2 separate regions of the Homo sapiens genome follow, and region 1 is linked to region 2. Evidence: chromatin contacts called from ENCODE Hi-C or POLR2A ChIA-PET data. All regions are on one chromosome and are shown on one strand. The core of a region is the stretch at or near the end of the contact, and the rest is flanking DNA. Distances in the headings are between cores, read along the strand shown.

Evidence for each region. A loop is a pair of places that touch in the nucleus more often than their neighbours do. ChIA-PET counts read pairs that join two places held with the same protein, here RNA polymerase II (POLR2A).
Region 1: a map of SK-MEL-5 shows a loop between it and region 2 (3-fold over the local background). The contact joins two enhancer-like sites. A Hi-C loop is called at or near these places in 4 of 168 maps with a recorded cell type or tissue (HepG2, SK-MEL-5, ascending aorta and 1 more). POLR2A ChIA-PET finds 5 or more read pairs at or near these places in 1 of 52 experiments (PC-3).

The regions. Positions count from the first base shown.
Region 1 is chr7:50,865,097-50,872,045 of GRCh38, forward strand. No RefSeq gene overlaps it. Among named protein-coding and RNA genes, the nearest start is that of GRB10, 86 kb to the left of the region's middle. RefSeq lists an enhancer at 2,754-3,254. Within about 2 kb of position 4,460, at least 4 of the 41 ENCODE cell types and tissues checked have a DNase peak (open chromatin) inside an H3K27ac peak, as active enhancers do.
Region 2 is chr7:50,810,225-50,817,871 of GRCh38, forward strand. No RefSeq gene overlaps it. Among named protein-coding and RNA genes, the nearest start is that of GRB10, 31 kb to the left of the region's middle. RefSeq lists an enhancer at 2,648-2,942. Within about 2 kb of position 2,792, at least 5 of the 41 ENCODE cell types and tissues checked have a DNase peak (open chromatin) inside an H3K27ac peak, as active enhancers do.

The DNA.
Region 1 (6,949 bases), core at 3,210-5,709, 57 kb after region 2:
TGGCAAAGTTTGATGCTAGTAAAGCACCAAAGTTTGTGGATGATTTACTAACAAACAACTAGAATAGCCCCTCCATCACATCCCATCATTAACCTGCATACCGTGATATACTCCTGGGTTACAGAAGCTGCCTCTGGAATTGTGTATAACTTTATAAAACTTCATATTGCCCAAGGCAGGGGGTCCTGTAAGGAAGCGTCATCACATGTCGTGGCGGATACAATATTGAGATCTCCAGGCTTAGCAGACCACGAGTGCTGCGTGCTTCGCGATGGAAACAGGTGTGAACCTGAGATGGCAGTGATCACATGAGTGGGGGCCTGTTGATGCAAATGTTGAGTCAGCTACTTGGACACTGTTCGTTTTTAGCAGGGTATTCCTCACAGCATGCTAATTGTCATTATTATTCTTGTCAATGTTTTTTTGGCTAAGGAAATAACAAGGAAGCAGATTCTGAAATTGGACACAGGATTGGTAAAAGTCCTGTGCACATTGGCAGGTACAGCAATGGGACTTTCCAAACGCTCTTTCTACACAAATTCTCTTGCCAGCTCAGCGCTTTGAATAGGACGTATCCTGAGGGAATGTTTCCCAGATCCACAGGGAGTGGCCCTGGTACGTTCTAGTATATGGAGCTAGATTGCTCCCTTTAAAATAGTTGTTTTGAATTAGAAATAGCCTTATGTGCTAACATGATACTAATACCTTTGATATCTCTGTATTTCTGTTACTATTTTATTTCCAGAAACATAATTCAAACCTTTTACTTGTTTAGTTTTCCACTGCAATTTACTGATAAAGTATGCTGGCTAAATTGCTTATGGTTTATGTTTTACAGTGACTAACTTTCTAGCTCCTAAGAGCGTTGGTATTATTGCAGAAAAACCTATAGCACAAAGGGCCTGAGCTTCCATTGGGAATCTTGGGGTAGGTATCTTAACCTCTCAAAATTATGCTGACCTCATATGTATTGGATAAACAATTATTCATTTTCTCACTCAACTCACACATTTATTTATTAATGCAAGGAGTTTCCATTGTATCTATCGATAACCCACTGTCATCCACTACCTTTGACTCCATTCATTTCTATAAGGAGAACAGCCACAAGGGTTCTCAAATTCTTTGTAGTGAAAGATCAGTTTGATTTTTATTTTTGACTCATTGCAGATTAATCTTTTTATAAAGTAAAATAGAAATAAATTACTAAAAAAAGATGCAAATGATAAATCCCAACTTCTAATTATTAGGTTCAACATACATTCAATAGGTATAATTACCATAACTATGCCACAATTGCTCTGAAAGTTTCTGAACATTGTCAATATACATCTCAATTGCAGCTTGGTAACTGATGGTTTGGATATTCATCCCCTCTAAATCTCATGTTGAGATGTAATCTCCTGTGCTGGAGGTGGGGCCTGGTGGGCGGTAGTGGATCATGGGGGTGGACCCCTCACGAATGGCTTAGCACCATTGTCTTGGTGATGAGTGAGTTCACGTGAGAGCTGGTTGTTTAAAAGTGTGTGGCACCTCCTCTCTCTATCTCTTGCTCCCTTTTTTGCCATGGGACGTGCCTGCTTCTCCTTCACCTTCTGCCACGATTGTAAATTCCCTGAGGCCCGCACCAGAAGCAGATACCAGCGCCATGCTTCCTGTACAGCCTGCAGAACTGTGAGCCAATTAAACCTCTTTTCTTTATAAGTTACCCAGCCTCAGGTATTTCTTTACAGCAACCCAAGAAGGTGTAATACAGTAGCAAAGAGTTCCTGGACCAGCGTCGATTCCGCAGACTACACTCTGAGTAGCCCTGGAGAAGAGAGATCCTTCTGTGGACTTCCCATCACAGCAAACAGCAATACTGTGCTCCAGCCAAAACCCATGGTGCCGTCCTGGGCAAATTTGGCTTTCTCAGGTTGGTCCTAAGTTGGACCTGGGGGCAAAAATTAAGGAGGCTGTCAGTTATTAATGAGGTCTCACTGTTTGGGACTGATTGTTGCACTGGCTATTGTTTGGCTTTTTTGGCTGGTTGCTAGAGCCCTGGGGCTGGCTTCCCGGGCAGGTTGCTGGGGGATGTGGGTCAGATTCTATTTTTATAGATGGTCTGGCCATTGTCATTTGTATATTCAGTCTCTCAGCGGGGATGAGGGTGGGGGCAGAGTCTACCATACGCTCTCCCCGACCCCAAGGTTTTGTCTTCTTTTAAGTTGTATCACACATGCCTGCATCAGTTGCATTACATAATGACAAAAGAAATAACATTATACAGCAGTCAATGCTTCCAGATATGCTAGCATAAGCCCCAAACTATTAATATATGTTTTAGTTTGTTTGGACTGTTATGAAAAATCTCTGTTGTTTACAAACAACAGAAAATTATTTTTTTGCCCTTCTGGTGGTCGGAAAGTCTCGGATTCGTTCAGGTGTCCGCTGAAGGCTGCTTCCAAGGGGCGCCTGTTGCTGCCCTTCCCGGGAGTGAGCGCCGTGTCTTCCGTCCTGCGGCGGAAAGCAAAGGGGGCAAACTCTGTGTAGCCTACTTTATAAGGGCTATGATCCCATTCAGAAGGGACTGTGAATCCCACCCATGACCTAGTCACCTCGTAGAGGCCCCTAAAGCTCATATAAAAGGCAGCACGGGTGCAGGAACACAGCTTCCAGGGGCGCAGGGGATGGCCTGGCTTCTGTGAACTGACTGGCGAGATGAGGCTTTTTGGATGAAGGATTCTAAGATGTATCTCTTTCGAAAAGAGCACGGTTGAGACTGAGACGCACAATACCTGACTGGCTAAGTATGGCAGTGGGCTGGGGTGGCAGTGGTCGCAGGGCTTTAGGTCTTGACACGATGGGGAACCGCGGCAGCAGATGCAGCAAAGGCAGTGAGGCCAACCGAGTCTCTGGGTCTGCAGCCGGGAAGCTCTTGCCTTCTTGGGCAGCAGGTCTGTCTCCTTGGTGCTGGGAGCCTCCTCTATGAGATGGGGCTCCATAATGTGGCTCTACGTTCCCTTTCTCCTCCAGTGTGGAAAAAAAATCCCTGCGTGACACACATTTTTTTCCATATTGGAAGAGAAAGGGAATGCAGACCCATACTGCCTGTGTGCCACACACCATTTGCAAATTAGTAATAACTGTGATATGCACTCATTCACTGAGGGTGCTTTGGACCTCTCTCCCACTCTCCATGAGTGGATGCTACATTTTTCCATAATCTACTGGATCTGCCATTTCCTAGGGACTTGCCTTTTTCCCACAAAACAGAGTTGAGGCAAAGGAAAAGCCAGCCCAGGTAGAAGAGGCAACAAAGGCAAGGGGTGGGGATCCGCATCATGATTTCAGGGAACAGCAAACGTTCCATGGGACTGGAGCCCTGAGTCTGTGAGGAGAAATGAACAAGTCTACCACAGTCATCCAGAATGAGAGGCAAAATTATGTCACAAAAGGTGTGAGTGGGAAAACTGGGCCCAGCGGCAGATTATTCCAGGAAGGGATTGTGCCTTTGTATGTCTCTGCAATGCTAACCTCAATGCCAGTTCCTCAGAGTGTTACAGACATTTGCCATGCATCTGTTACTCAAGTGCTCTGCTCAGAGAGGGTCAGTCTTAAGCCCCCAGGAGCATCCTGTTGTGAATCGGTTCACACTTCTTTGAGATGGGCAAGAGGGAAATGTGATGTATAGGGAGAAGAGGGGTGGAGGAGAGGTTCATTCCCCTAGAGAAGCTGATGGAGACAACCCAAGCTTTAAATAAATCAACTCTGGTCCTTTAAACAAGAAAAGGGGATTTCATTACTATGTTGGTCAGCTGGAGACAGCCCTGGGGCAGAATATGTAACCTATTAAAGAAACAAAACCTCTTGTAAATGCCCTTAAAGCCAACACAGTTCTGTTTAATTCAAATAAATTCTCTTTATCTCTCTAAAAGGGCTTTCTAAAAACTTCAAGCTTATACTTTAATAAAGTTAAATCATTTATATGTAGAGAAATGCAACATTTCATTGCTATAGTACTTTCTATACCTCAGCCTTTTCTTTAATTTAGTCTTTTAATTCAGACTTGCTGAATTCGAATCAACAGCAGAGAGCAGGAACTTTGGAGTCTTATTTACCTGGGGTTCCTCCCCATCTTTCATCTTGGTGGCTGGTCAAGTTAGCCAGCCTCTTGAAGCCTGTGGTTTCCCCTTCTGTACACTGAGGACAATAACAGGACTCATCCCAATGGGCTTGCATGAGGGTCACATGAGGTGATGTGTATTATGCACTCAATGTGCCCAAGACATTTGTGCACGTATTATTATTAAGAACAAACCACAAAGTGGGGTTTACTTTTTGATAGCTTCTTAGTTCTGAGGTAAGTTTATTTCCTTGCTAATATTCCTTTTATCACATATAAAAGAGGTGTGTCTAAATCTCACTGCATCATTATGAAAACATGGCTCACAGTCGAGTCATGTGGGTGGTAGCCAGACACTGTGTCTTTGTTTGGTCATTTAGTGATGCAACCCTTGAAAAATTCTCTCTCTGATAATTCTGTTGGGAACAGTTTCCAAGCCATTAAAATGTTATTCTTCCAAATCCTCCTGCATCGGCAACGGGAAAAAAGACAAAATGCAGTGTCATTTGGGCTTTGCCTAAAATGAATTGAATCCTCCTCAGCAACAGATAGAGTGTGAAATTGATCATGAATTTTCTGAAGTCAGAGTCGTGACTTGCTGATGACATGTGTCACGAATGCAGGTAGAGGGATATCTCCTTAGCATAATTTTCATGGGTTTGGAACTGGAGGTAACTTCTACAGGTGACTGGAGCAGGAATTTACACCTGCAGGGACCAAGGGAAAAGATTTTTTCAGCAAATGAGTGACTATTGATACTTCAGAAAAAACATTTACCTGAGAGAGTTAAGCATTTTGCAGATATTTATTTACATAGAAGTAGTTGGAAATTAATTACAAATAATCCTTATCTATTTTTAAAGCAGTTCCACTAGGGAGAAAACTTGAAAGTCTCGTACAAGGTTATTCTATGCACAGGATAGAAATTTGGAGCCAAAAGAACAAATTAATCCATCCTCCTAATTTTGCAGATGGGAGAAGGCAGGAAATAGGAACCCTGTCTTGGATCATAGAAGTGGTGGTGACCAATGAGGGCCTAGAACAGGGACAGCAAACAGGCTTCTTCTCTGGCCCTGGCTTAGTGGATTGGAAGGGGTTTCATGGACCCCTGTTAGAAGGATATGCACCAAGGACATGACAGCATAAGGGCAACCATGGGGGGCCATTCCTGGACCACTGTCTAAATTACCTATGTTAACTAACCAACATTTATTATACACCAACTGTATGCTTTATCTAATTTTTTTCAACCATGCATACTCCCCCTAAAGGTATGAATTCATAGTCCAGTATAATCATGGCATATCTTCCTAGAGCTTCAATTTTACTTGGTGGGTAGATAATTTACAATGAAAATTTTCTATGAAAGCAAATGGACTAGAAAGCCAAATTCATGTGAACAATAAAACATGCAAGTTAGGGACATGTTATGGTTGTAGTTTTAGACTCTGCTCCTGGGCTTCCCTGTGTAATCCACTCAGAGATATTTTGGCAGAAAAATTTGAGAAGTGGATCCAGATAAAGTAGTTGAAGTTTATTCCTGGAGTCACACATCCTGGAAGGGGTGGCATGGAGGTCTGTGTAACTGAAGAACTGTTGTGCTTTCTGTTACAGAGTCCAGAGTGAAGGGAGGAAGCCTTGAGTTTAAAATCAAGGGCACTGGAACCAGATCAGAGGGGAAGGCAATATTATGGTCTGCCTACTGTGAGGCAGCCACAGCAGAGACTTGAGTATAAATTCAACACAACCATTTTCAACACGTCTCTGAACATGGAGCCCCCTTAAGGTCACATGGCCTACCCACCTTTATAAAGCCTACAAAGACCCTGGATCTCCTAAGAATATAGGGTTTGTTTTGCTGGAGAACAGAAAAGACAGAAGTAGGGGGTGATGTTTAAGTATAGTTTTAAAAACATCATGGGAGACATCAAATGCCTGGCAGAGCCCAAGATATTCTAAGCATTTCTTTGTTTCTGTCTCTCCTTTTTGGCTGGCTTGGACATGCCAGGTTTCACTATATTTGGAGACAGCTAGTTGAGTTCTTCCGGGGTCCCTATGATAACTGGGTGGGCAGCCACAGAACTCCAGATTCCTCTGTTGTGATGGAGGTACGGGAGGGCATCTCTCGCTGTGAAATGCTAGGGCAAGAATTCCACAAAGAGAATTTGTCTATTATTGACGCCTTGTATGTCTCCATAGAGAGGTGTGTTGCTCGGGGAATGTGTCAGCCAAGAACCTAAGGTCACTTGGATAAGCAACCAAAGAAATCAGACGGGTACACATCAGAAGGATGTGGGTAGAAGAGAATAGTTAGTACCAACTGTGAACCCAGGATATCTGAGAGAGGTCTCAATCAATTTATAAAGTTTATTTTGCCAAGGTTAAGGACGTGCCCACGACACAGCCCCAGGAATTTCTGACGACATGTGCCCAGGGTGTCTGGGGTACAGCTTGCTTGAATACATTTTAGAGAAACATGAAATATCAATCAATATGCGTAATATGTACATTGGTTCTGTCTGGAAAGGTGGGACAGGGCCAGGGCAGTGCCAGGTCACATTCTTTTGAGTCCTTGATCAGCCTTTCCCTGAATACACAGTTTAGCCTGGCTCGGTGAATCTGTATTTTCACATAAACAATAGGGCAGAGGAAGCAATCAGATATGCATTTGTCTCAGGTGAGCAGAGGGATGACTTTCTGTCCTGCATCTGTGAAGATAAGCTGTCAGTTTACATTGCCAGGGTGAAATTCAACAGAACTGTTTTAGGGATGAAGGTCTCGAGGCCCACATGAGTTTCCTTGTGGGTAAATTGCGAGGGAGATATGTAGCTTTAAAAAATATAT
Region 2 (7,647 bases), core at 1,542-4,041:
TCCCACATGGAGCTTGTCATCCCAGACTCCTTTCTTCTTGCAGTCATTGGTGCCACAACTGACTGCACCTGCACGCCTGAGCAGGAGGCAGAATAACCTGCCCCAGGCTACGCTGAGTAGAGCTGTTCCTCAAAGTGTTGTCCTCAGCCCAGCAGCATCCACGCCTCTTGCAAACTTAGTAGAAATGTGAATTCCTGGGCCCTACCCAGACCTGCAAAATCAGATCTTTGTGGGGGTGCTCCAGAGATCTGTGCCCTAACCAGTTCTGGCATGCTGGCCTTTGAGAACAACTGGCGTAGAAAGATCAAGACCCAGAAGTCATCCCAGACATAGCTGGGCTATTTAATGTCCATCTTCCCCATCTAACAGGGCTCTGGGGGCCCAGATTCAATCCCACTCTCCTTTTACACCAGCACTGACACCTGTCTGGCTTTAAGGAGGGGCTCCAATGCTTCAAACTGAACTGCAGTCATGATATTGGTTCAAAACGGTTACCTTAGTGCCAGAGATGTCCTGATGTGTGAAAAATTTGACCACTTCCCCAGGCCTGTGACTTTGTTGGGTTCTGTAGTTGCTTGTGAGGACAGGAGACAACAGTTGACACACATCTGTGACTTTCCAGGACAGCATCTCCCTGCAGCATTGCTATCTCCTCAGTGCTCCAGGTAGATTTCCTGGTGCAGATTCCATTGGTTAAGACTGCATTTGATATTTACATAAACTACGTTTTCACTCCTAGACAAATAGTAGGTGTGCCATGCAATTTGTCCCAGTCCCTGAGGAAATGGGTTTATGTGGCAGCAGCTATGGAGGGCAGCTATGACCTTGGTCCCTTGTTCTGGACCTTGGGAGAGTCCCTGGCAGCCTTCCCCACACTGAGCTCTGCAGAAATAGCACAAGGCACGGTTGCACCCAGAAAAGGGGCTTAGTGGAAATAAGTATGCCTTCACTATAATAGGGTATATGTGATATCTCAAAACATTTTTATTTCAAAGTTGAAATAATTCATTTAATGAGCAAACTTATTGCACTCTGCTGTGATTTATACAATGAGACCACCATAGCTAATTAGGCCATTGATAGTCACCAGAGCCAAGGTAGCCAATTCAGAGGCCAGTGAATGACCAGTGAGATGGCCAAGATTGAAACAATCCCCCAATCTCTCTAATTCTTGCCTAGAACATCTATTTGGGAAATAGGGTAGGACTGACCTAGTTTACAGTGAGGGTATCAGACAACACAATGTCATGAGATCACATGTGAATAAGCAGTGGAAACCCAAAAATAGAAGAAAATGGAGATTTGCTAAGGTAACACAAGGAAGAGCCTACAATGAGAGAGAGAGAGAATTGGTTGATGAAGCTCATTTGCTTTCTGCAACTTTTGAGATTTAGTCTACACGTTTCTTGCTTTACCCAAGGTAAATTTGAGTGAGCCTGTGTTTTTTGAAACTAAAAGAAACTGTTCTTTAAAACTACAAGCCGCTGGACTGTGCCAGGATCTGGAATTTAAGCTTAATTATCACCAGTACTTTTGGAGTAGCAAGTATTTTATTGTCATTTGTAATAAAGGCAACACCAGGGTATGAAGGTGGTCATGGACCTAGGAGCCAGACTTCTGGAGTTCAAATTGTTCTTATTTCCAGCTGGTCAATCTCAGGCAAATTATCTAACTTCTCTGAACCAGTGTTTCCCCAGCGCCTGGAACAAAGCAGTGCTCAGTGAACATTAGCTATTCAAAACTCTCACCCTTCCCTCTGTCTTATAGTATTCCCACCAGAATTATTCACAGCACTCCTGAAATCCAGTCCATTTTAACTTAATACTTTTTTAGTTACCTGGATTCAATGAGACAGGTTAGCAATAAGCAGGTTAGTTGCTTACCGCATGCAGAGTCTGGTATAAAGAAAGTGATTTATTCTCAAACTAGCTTAGGGGAAGAGGCACAGGCATCCTGCCTTTAAATGTGCCACTTCACTTTTGGAGCAGAAAGCGACCACTTTTAAAAGGCAGGGGAGGAAGTGAGCAAGGGCAGAGAGCTCTGCATGCCAGCTCCAGTGCCACCAGTGACTGCTAGCGCATTCGTGGGCAGGCTGTTATCCCTCAAGGCAACCTCCTGTAGGGTGAGAGCTCCCTAGTGGGGATACTTTGTTTTGTAAATCAACTGTTAACTCTCAGGGGTTCCACCTTGAAGCCCATAGTTAGATGAACTTGCCCCCTTAGGGAGATGGAGGCATCTCCCTACGGAGATGGAGTGGGGGAGCGGGGGTAAAAGGCTATATATTTGCATTTCGGAAAGGTGAGGAAGTGGGGAAACAGAAACAGGAAAAGAAGAAAAATATAATTAAACAATCTCTTAGAAAAACGGGGGTACTCAGTCACAATAGAATGCATGAAAGGGCTTTATAAACTGTTAATCACTTCCTAGATCAGTTGTTTTCAAAGTGAGATTTGCCAACCAGCAGGATCAAGATTACTTGGGAACTCCTTGGAAAAGCAATTTCTCAGTGCAAGCCCCAGACCCAGACTACTGAATCAGAAACTCAAGCAGGCCATTTACCTGGGGCAATAGTTATAAGTAGATTTTTTATCCCTACCCTAAACTGTGGAATATTCCCTACCTCCCCCACCCCTCCAGAGGCAAGGGAATCATAGCCAGGGTCCTGAGAAGATAACCCAAATGAAAATCCAGTCCCAAAGGGCCAACTTGCAGCAAGCTTACCAGACCCAATTTGCCTGTCCATGCATCATGTAGCATGCAGTAATGGGAACTCCAAGGCCCAGGCCCTGCCCACATTCCAGGAAACTCCCAGCCTTGGCCAGGAACCAAGATGACATCAGGTCCTGAGGCCTACACCCTTAGGTGACCAGAGGCCACTTGTTCATCCTTCAAAATGAGAAAGGAAGCAGCAACCTCCTGGAGCACAGGGTTCCCCTCCTGTTTTATGCTACAAAAAGAAATAGACAGCCTTACATATCAACTGTAGCCTTGTAGAATTCACAAAGCCCGTGAAGTGAACTCAGCATCCTGCACAGAGAAGCCACTGCTGTCTCTGAGCTCAGGAGCTGCAGGAAGCTTCTGCTCTGCTCCCTCCAGGTGTAGGAAGGCCCTGCTCTGGCCACAGCCAAGGAATCTTCTCTTCCCCATGGTTAACACTACTTGTACTCCACCCTCCCTAATCTACAGCAGTTTCAAACTAAAGTAACTCACACTTAAGAATAAAACCAACAAAGAGTGCAGTTATTTTTATTATCAGCCAACTTGGGGAAACAAGGATGTAGTTGATTGAATCCTCATTTTATTCATGATTTTTATATTTGAAAGGTGTAACATTGGTAAATATTTCTGTTCCTTAAAAAATTGGAGCAAAACAGACACCTTTTTTTTTTTTTTTTTTGAGTCACAGTTTCACTCTGTCGCCCAGGCTGGATTGCATTGGCGCGATCTTGGCTCACTGCAATCTCTGCCTCCCAAGTTCAAGCCATTCTCCTGCCTCAGTCTCCAGAGTAGCTGGGATTACAGGCACCCGCCACCATGCCTGCTTACATTTTTTTGTGTTTTTAGTAGAGACGGGGTTTCATCATGATGGCCAGGCTGGTGTTGAACTCCTGACCTCATGTGATCCACCCACCTCGGCCTCCCAAAGTTCTGGGATTACAGTTTGTGAGCCACCATGCCCGGCCCCCAGACTTTCTTAATAGCAATGAACATGTTAATCCTGAGGCTTTATAATTTTCATTTTAAAACTGCCTATTATCTCAAGCTGAAAATAAAGTGAAAAATTATTGCATATACAATCATAATGATAAATGAGAAATGCCCAGTTTCTATTTTCTTGGTTATTACAAAACATTAATACAGTGTTTAGTTTTAAAAAGTGTCTGTTTATACACCATGTCAACTGAGTCCTATTGCATTGATTCTCAATCTTCATGGTACTGTGAAAGGAAAATAAATCTTGGGACCTCAAACTCATTCAGCAAAAGGGAAAAGTCAAGCTGGGAACTGGGTCATGCATACCTGCCTCCCATTTTGGTTCCTGAATAAGATGACTACAAAGAGGAAAGGCTACATACCTCCCTCACATTTTGCCACGAGGAAATTCCCTGCAGGCCCCAAGAGCTTTACCCTAAAGCTTATCGGTTAGAGTTCACCATGGTAACGTAAATTGATAGCTTATCTTCACAGGTGCAGAGACATAGGACAGAACTCAAAGACATCCCTCTGCCCACCTGAGACAAATGCATATCTGATTGTTTCCTCTGCCCTATTGTTTCCATTATCTTATGTAAAAATGCAGATTCACTGAGCCAGACAAAGGCATGAATGACTGTTTTCCCCTACTGCCCTCTCACATGAAAATTGTGTATTTCTCAATATCCCACCCTTCCCCATTTAAATATTGAAGCTCTCAAAGTCATCTTTAGAGAAAGGCATAGACATGTCTTTCAGCACATCCTTAACTTTGACAAATAAACCTCCTAAAATGATTGAGACTTTCTTGGTCATTTTCGTTGATTGACAGTACCTATGAGTCACGTGGGAAACCTGTTAAAATGAAAATTCTGATTCAGTAGATTTGAGGGAGGGCCTGAGTTGGAAATGTTTTATTTTATTTATTTACTTATTTATTTGAGACGGAGTTTCGCTCTTGTTGCCCAGGCTGGAGTGCAATGGCGTGATCTCGGCTCACTGCAACCTCCGCCTCCCGGGTTCAGGTGATTCTCCTGCATCAGCCTCCTGAGTAGCTGGGATTACAGGCATGTGCCACCATGCCCGGCTAATTTTTTTTGTATTTTTAGTAGAGATGGGGTTTCTCCATGTTGGTCAGGCTGGTCTCGAACTCCCGACCTCAGGTGATCCGCCTGCCTTGGCCTCCCAAAGTGTTGGGATTACAGGCGTGAGCCACCACGCCTGGCCAATGGAAATGTTTTAAATGCTTCATGGACTATACATTAAGTATGATATTGTTTGGCTGTGTCCCCACCGAAATCGCATCTTGAACTGTAGCTCCCACAATTACTATATGTCATGGAGGGACCCAGGGGGAGGCAATTGAATCATAGGGGCGGGTCTTTGCCTTGCTGTTCATGTGATAGCAAATAAGTCTCACAGGATCTGATGGTTTTATAAAGGGGAATTCCCCTGCACAAGCCCTCTCTTGCTTGCTGCTATGTAAGACCTCCCTTGCTCTTCCACCATGATTATGAGGCCTCCCCAGCCATGTGGAACTGTGAGTCTTGGGTATGTCTTTATTAGCAGTATGAGAACAGATTAATACAGAGTAGTCATCTCAAAAGTTATTTTTATAGAATTTTTTAAAAATCCTAAAATTCATATGGAACTACAAAAAACCCCAAATACCAAGGCAATCATGAGCAAAAAGAACAAAGCTGAAGGTATCATACGACCTGATTTCAAGCTATACTACAAAGCTATATTAATTAACACAGCATGGTACTGGCAAAAAATAGATACATTGACCAGTGGAACAGAATAGCAAGTCCAGAAATGAACTCATGCATATATAGTCAATAGACTTTTGAAAAGGTTTCCATGAAAATATGCAATAGGAAAAGGACAGCCTCTAATAAATGGTGATGTTGTGAAAACTGGAATTCCACATGCAGAAGAATTCATTCATTCCATGAAAACTGGAATTCCACATGCAGACGAATTCTCATTTTATTCATGATTTTTATATCTGAAAGTTATAACATTGGTAGAGATTTCTGTTGCTTTAAAAAATTGGAGCAAAAGAGACTTTTTTTTTTTGAGACAGAGTCTCAAATTCTTATTCTGCATGTGGAATTCCAGTTTTCACAGAATCTCACCCCGTGTACAAAAATCAGCTCAAAATGGACTAAAGACTTCAACATAAGACGAGACACTAAAACTACTAGACGGCATAGGGGAAAAACTGTACAACATTGGTCTTTGAAATGAGTGTTTGGAGTTAACTCCCAAAGTATAGGCAACATAGGCATAAATAAATGGGTTTAGATCACACTATAAAGCTTCTACACAGCAAAGGAAACAACAGTGTATGGAGACAACCTACTGATTGGGAGAAAATATTTGCAAGCCATACATCTGATAAGGGGTTAATATCCAATATATATATATGGAGCTCAAGCAACTCAATAACAAGAAAATAAAAAAAAAATAGGCAAGGGACCTAAATAGACATTTCTCAAAAGAAGACATACAAATGGCCAACAGATAATGAAAAAATGCTCAACATGGACAATCATTAGGGAAATGCATATTAAAACCACAATAATATATAATCTCACACCTGTCAGAATGTCAAAAAGGTGAAAGATAATAAGTGTTGACAAAGATGTGGAGGAATGCACCCCTCATACACTGTTGGTGGGAATGTACATGAGTACAGCCATTATGAGAAACAATATGGAGGTCCCTCAAAGAACTAAAAATAGAATTGCCATATGATTTGGCAATCTCACTTCTGGGTATTTACCTAAAAGATCTGAAGTCAGTTCGTGGAACAGATGTCTGCGCCCCTGTGTTTGCTATAGCACTGTTTGCAATAGCCAAGTTATGGAATCAATCTAAGTGTCCATTAACAGATGAATAAAGAAAATGTGGTACATATACACACAGTGGAATACTATTTAGCTTTAAAAAAGGGGGAAATTCTGTCACTTGTGACAACATGGATGGAATTGGAAAACATTGTGCTAAATGAAATAAGTCAGCCACAGAAAGACAGACACCGCATGTTCTCACTTATATGTGGAATCTAAAACAACTGAACTTAAAGAAGCAGAGACTAGAATGGTGGTTACGGGGCCTGGGGGTGGGAGAAGGAGGAAATATGATGATCAATGGGTACAAAATCTCAGATAAATAGGAAGAGTATTTTTTCTTCTTTTTTGAGTTCTATTGCAGAGCATGGTGAATATAGTTAATAATAGAGTTTTGTACATTTCCAAATTACTGAAAGTAAATTTCAAATGTTCTTAGCACAAAAAATTGTTTAGTATTTAAGGTGATGGATATGTTAACTAGCTTTTTTTTTTTTTTTGAGACTGAGTCTTGATCTGTCACCCAGGCTGGAGTGCAGTGGTGTGATCTTGGCTCACTGCAATCTCCATCTCCTGGGTTCAAGCAATTCTCCTGCCTCAGCCTCCCGAGTAGCTGGGATTACAGGTGCCGGCCACCATGCCTGCCTACTTTGTTTGTATTTTCAGTAGAGACGGGATTTCACCATGTTGGCCAGCTGGTCTCAAACTCCTGACCTCAGGTGATCTGCCCACTTTGGCATCCCAAAGTGCTGGGATTACAGGAGTGAGCCACCGCACCCGGCCACTAGCTTGATTTTATTATTCCACATTGTATTTATACATTATGTCACTCTTTATCCCATAATTATATACAATTATGAATTGTCAATTTACAATTTTAAAAAAGAAAAAAGCTGAGGCTCAGAAGAGTTACCTGACTTTCCCACAGTCTCTCCACATTCCACAGGAAACCATGATTTCAGATGTTTCCTCAACTCCAAGTCCAGTGTCTTTGCACAGCAAACCTTACAGCAAGGACGTTCTTTCTCCCTCTTGGCCTCTGTGCTGTTCTTGTCATACATCTTACTCCATGTTGTAGACCTCATAAAACATTTTT